2 separate regions of the Mus musculus genome follow, and region 1 is linked to region 2. Evidence: chromatin contacts called from ENCODE Hi-C data. All regions are on one chromosome and are shown on one strand. Each heading gives the region's core, a stretch centred on a gene start or an enhancer-like site at or near the end of the contact. The rest is flanking DNA. Distances are from core to core; before and after follow the strand shown. Region 1 holds the start of Olfr124 (olfactory receptor 124). Region 2 holds the start of Amdhd2 (amidohydrolase domain containing 2).

The links. A loop is a pair of places that touch in the nucleus more often than their neighbours do.
Region 1: a map of T-helper 17 cell shows a loop between it and region 2 (542-fold over the local background). The contact joins the promoter of Olfr124 here to the promoter of Amdhd2 in region 2. A Hi-C loop is called at or near these places in 5 of 37 maps with a recorded cell type or tissue (T-helper 1 cell, T-helper 17 cell, T-helper 2 cell and 1 more).

The regions. Positions count from the first base shown.
Region 1 is chr17:37,803,779-37,806,478 of GRCm38, reverse strand. Olfr124 (olfactory receptor 124) reads right to left here and starts at 1,410. Exons shown (of 1, transcript NM_147062.2): 1 at 289-1,410. The coding sequence starts at 1,332. The coding sequence ends at 385.
Region 2 is chr17:24,162,355-24,165,054 of GRCm38, reverse strand. It overlaps Amdhd2 (amidohydrolase domain containing 2), which reads left to right and starts at 1,322. Exons shown (of 11, transcript NM_172935.4): 1 at 1,322-1,473; 2 at 1,723-1,859; 3 at 1,940-2,079. The coding sequence starts at 1,391. Atp6v0c (ATPase, H+ transporting, lysosomal V0 subunit C) reads left to right here. Exons shown (of 3, transcript NM_009729.4): 2 at 173-356; 3 at 447-1,190. The coding sequence ends at 651.

The sequences.
Region 1 (2,700 bases), core at 161-2,660, about 14 Mb before region 2:
AAATAAGTGTACTGCAAAATAATTTATATTTAAAATTGTGATCTAAAATTTTCTTACAGATTTTTCTTATGTGCTTCAACATTTGTGTCTTTGCTGTGACTCAGAATCACAAATGTTATGGCTATGTGTTGTTGTATGAATCCTTCAATCACAGTGCTCAGTCTTGCTTCAGCTCAAGCATCCCATAAGGTTATTGCCACAATGAAAGATCTATTGCACTTTTATAAGCATGTAAATGCAGTATATGTTTAACTAATAGTTTACTGTTCCCTTCTTGGATTACTCTTGTGATCTCTGTGGCATTTGATTCCTCATGAATTCCAAGTCCAGAATTGTCTTTGAGAAGCAAATCTGTTAATTCTTGCTTCTTTGATCTTTCTCTAGCTATTGCCTTGCCTTGACCCAAAACTCCTTTGTTAGTGCCCTCCTCAGGGCAGCCTTAACATCCTTATTCCTCAAAGTGTAGATGAATGGGTTGAGGGTAGGTGTGACAATGCCATAGAACAGAGCCATGATCTTGCCCCTTTCATGAGAGTAGCTTGAGGGAGGCTGAACATACATACTGATAGCTGTGAAATAGAAGAGGGAGACCACCAGCAGATGTGAAGCACAGGTATTAAATGCCTTCCGGCGACTCTCAGCAGAACGGAGTTTCAGTACTGCTTGAGCAATGAACACATAGGTACCCAGGATGAGGCTGAGAGGCACCAAGAGCAGCAAAGCTCCAAGAACATTAAGCTCAGCTTCATTCACACTTGTGTCAGTGCAAGCTAGTTTCAAAAGGGCTGGGACTTCACAGAAGAAATGGTCTATTACCCTCTGTCCACACCTGGGGGCTACCACAGTGAGGGTGGACTGCACAAGAGAGTTTGCAAATCCGCTAATCCAGGTTCCTGTGGCCATATGAATGCATCGTTTCTGGTTCATGATGATAGGATAGTGAAGGGGCCTGCAAATGGCAGCAAAACGGTCAAAGGCCATGATGGCCAGAAGGATACATTCAGTTGAGCCCAAAGCCAAGAAAATATAGAGCTGGGCCACACAGCCACCATAGCTGATGGTCTTTTCAGGCCCTCTAAGGTTGACCAACATCTGAGGGACAGTGCTCGTAGTATAGCAGAGGTCCAGAAGAGAAAGGTTGGAGACAAAAAAGTACATGGGGCTGTCAAGCTGGGGGTCTAGGCGGGAAACTAGGATAATGGAGATATTACCAAATAAGGCAAAGATGTAGGCCACCAGAAAAATTACAAAGAGAGGTGTCTCCAGCCAAGGCCGGTCAGAAAATCCCAATAAGATGAAGTCATCTACTGAGCTCTGATTATTGATCCACATATTAGTATTAACAGTTAAAATTCTAACTTTAGAATATCCTGTAAAATATCCAATTTCAGGGATAGTCACAATGGAGGAAACAATAGAGAGTTAGAAGTAATACAGAGACAAAGTTCTTGTTTTCTCTCTGTATAATGTCGTCTCAGCATGGTTGTAGTATTGAGAGATTAGCAGTGTACCTAGGGAATGTTGCTTAATTAATGGCTGGTTAATTCAGGTTAGCTATTCTCTGGATTTTGGTATATTTTCTTTAAAAATGCTTCAGCAGTAATACCATTAGCTTGACATGATGGTATTTAGTAGTGACAACATATTATATAGTATAGATTAACACCAATTTGGAGAAAACAGAGTTCCTCCAAACCACTTGAACAAGGTAGCACAGGCAGAGTGCAGTAGGTCTGTGTTTTAGATAGGGCTGAGGCACTTTGATACATCTATCTTTCTCACAATGAGAATAAGACCAGGAATCTCGTGGAACCTGGAACATTTCACAAAACCTGGGTGATAAGATGTCATGTCAGGACTTCTTTTGTTGTTTCCAGGTTCTCCAGCCCATCCTATGGCAAGATAAAAAGCATCATAGAAGAACAAGGCAGAAGGTTTAAGTAAGTTGTTAGAATTTCAGGCCTAAGATATTTGTAGATTGTGGACATGCTGTTTAAAAATATCTATATAAAGGACTTTTCAACTTAGAGAAACAGCAGAGTTCCAAATGTTTAAATCCTTGTAGACTATGTGTATCAATTTCTAATTGCTCAGTGTTATCAGCACACACAAATGTACACATTTCCCTTCTGCCTCCTTTATTCTGAAATATGACTCACTAGATCTACTGTCTATCACCTCAGCTGCCCCATTCAAATCTTTAAATTCCTTTATATTATCACTTATGAAAAGTAACCTCAATGGCCAATTCTTCTAATTCTTGTCTTAAATTTGTTTTTGTTGGGCTGGGAAACAATTCAGTTGGTAAAAGGCTTGTGATCCAAGCCATGTAGCCCAAGGTTTATCACTGGAGCCTATATAATTAAAAACGCAATAAGGCCACATGTGGGGATAGTGGACCATATCTGTAATCCCAATACTCCTCCAGTAAGATGGGAGACATGAGGATTTGCCAGAAGTTCATATGTTCATCACAGCAGCAGAAAAATAAGATACCCTGCTTTAAAACAATTTTAAGAAATGATTCCTGCCATTTTCTAATTTTCCTCTCACAAGCCTTCACATGCAAATACCCACATTCATGTACAAACATGTATACATACAATAAATAAACACATGCTTAAATTCATTTTTGTTCAAATCTCTATATTTGTATGCATTTGAAATATATTTCTTTTTAGTTATTTTATAAAAGGCATT
Region 2 (2,700 bases), core at 73-2,572:
AAGAACTGCAGGCGGAAGTAGAGCAGGAGGTTGGAGGTATGGCTCTGCTAGTGGGAAGAGAAGTGGCTGCTGCTCTTGCTTGGCTGCCCGCCTCAGTTCTTGTAATGGGTGGGAACCTGGGGAGCAGAATGGAAAAAGCTGCTCTGGGCTCACTTACTCTCTCCTCCCACAGCCATGGGAGCCGCCTATGGCACAGCCAAGAGTGGCACTGGCATCGCAGCCATGTCAGTCATGAGGCCAGAGCTGATCATGAAGTCCATCATCCCAGTGGTTATGGCTGGGATCATCGCCATCTACGGCCTGGTGGTGGCAGTACTTATCGCTAACTCCCTGACTGATGGCATCACCCTCTACAGGTGAGTGCTGGGCCTTTCCTCCCAGGTGAAGTGCTTCATTGTCCTGTGGACAGGCAGATTGCTGACAACCTGTGTCTCTTCTCTCCCCAGGAGTTTTCTTCAACTGGGTGCTGGCCTGAGTGTGGGGCTGAGTGGCCTGGCTGCTGGCTTTGCCATTGGCATCGTCGGAGATGCTGGTGTTCGGGGCACTGCCCAGCAGCCTCGACTGTTCGTGGGCATGATCCTGATCCTCATCTTTGCGGAGGTGCTTGGCCTCTACGGTCTCATCGTGGCCCTAATCCTCTCCACAAAGTAGTCCTTTTCCACCATCAGTCACAGGATAGGATGTAAAGATCACCCCTCCTCATTCCAGAACGAACAGCCTGACACATGCACGGGCAGCTGCCCCTCAGTAGTTGGTCTTGTAAATGTGCAGTGTCCTAGTGCCCATTGTCTGTCGCCCCCGCCTTGCCCCTACTGCACCGTGCTGTGGACATACGGGCCCACTCATCTCCCACCCAGGCCCCTGACCAGTGACGAAGTCAGCCTCTGGTTACCCCACCCATCGCCCTAGAGTGCTCCTGTGTATAAGAATGAACTAGAGTTGTCATTTTTCTCTTCACTGGATGTTTATTTATAAAAGATTTGACCTATTCATGCGTCTGTGGAGCAGCTCCTGTCTCCCAACTATATAGTAATCATTAGTAGACTGTTGCCTTGTGGGGTTCCTGTTGCTGAGACTCCTTGGATGGAGCCACCCTTCCCCCTGCCCTGAACAGCCAGGGTGGAGGATAGAGTGCTACTGCTCCTCAGAGCTGGCTCCCAGCTGTGTCCAATAAAAGTTCTCGGATGTGACTGGCTTGTGTTCTGGCGCTTCTGTGGGCGGGCCTGGCAGGGTTTGTCATCATGTGGTCGCCACCACGTGAGCACCGCGGCCACGTGACAGCCCCTTCAGCTGAGAGTCACGTGATGCGACCTGGCCCCGCTTCCGATTACGGCTGCTCCGGGCTCTGCCGGCTTGCGCCCAAAGCTTGCTGGGTTCGGCGCGACTCACGATGCGTAGCGGGCAGTGCGCAGCGGGGGCCCCGGTGCTCCAGTTCACCAACTGCCGCATCCTGCGTGGCGGCACGCTCCTCAGGTCTGGGCTGCATGGTGCAGGCTTAGGCTGGGTATAGAGCTGATGATACGCCAGTGCGGGGTGCAGAGATGGGGATAGTGTAGGGCATAAGCCCTGAAAGGGGCAGGAATGTGGAGGGCGGGACTATCGTGGGTGTGTGGCCGGGACCAAGAAGAATAGTGGGTGCAGGGACAAGCTGGGTGCGAGATAGAACTAGGGTTTGGTTCCAGGGCCTGGTGGTGATCCAAGTGCCTACTACTCTGCCCTCAGGGAGGATCTGTGGGTGCGCGGGGGCCGAATCCTGGACCCAGAAAAGCTGTTTTTTGAGGAGAGGCGTGTGGCTGATGAGCAGCGGGACTGCGGAGGCCGCATCCTGGCGCCTGGCTTTATCGATGTGCAGATCAACGGTGCGGCCTGGCTCGGGCCAGGGAACCCAGGGCAGGAGCTCCGAGCACTGTGCTACCCCCCTTGTTTTCTGTGGCCACAGGTGGATTTGGTGTTGACTTCTCCAAGGCTACGGAGGACGTGGGTTCGGGGGTCGCCCTAGTGGCCCGGAGGCTCCTGTCCCACGGTGTCACCTCCTTCTGTCCCACCCTGGTCACCTCCCCACCAGAGGTTTATCACAAGGTGAGATGAGGCCGTTCTACCCCTGAGCAAAGGGGCCCTCAGGAAAGGACCACTTCCTTCACCCGAATCTGGGCTTCCTGGACTTGGGTCCGAGGGGGATCCGCCTCACTTTCAGTTGGGTTCTGCCTGGTCTCTGCAACTGCCAGTGCGGTTGTCCTCACGTTTCCTGCCCCGGTTCTCATCTGCCACGCCCTCCCAACGCCCTGTAGGCAGCCTCTGGGTCTCCTGAACTAAGGTCGCCTGGAATTCTGCCACAGCCATTGTCTCTTGTCTAGCTCTTCCTCCCTAACCTGCTTATGCTGTGTGACTCACATGAAAAAGCCTTTCAGAAAGAGCTGCTGTTGCTGTGGACTGGCTTCTGTCCTCACCCTTCCACCTTCTATCTTAGCAGGAGGTCTGTTGTCTTGTTCCAAATTTCATGTAAGGTTCTCCCACAGTTTTCCCGGTTTTTGTTTGTTTGTTTGTTTTTTCGAGACAGGGTTTCTCTGTATAGACCTTGCTGTCCTGGAACTCACTTTGTAGACCAGGCTGGCCTCAAACTCAGAAATCTGCCTGCCTCTGCCTCCCGAGTGCTGGGATTAAAGGCGTGTGCCACCACGCCAGGCTAGTTTTCCCAGTTTT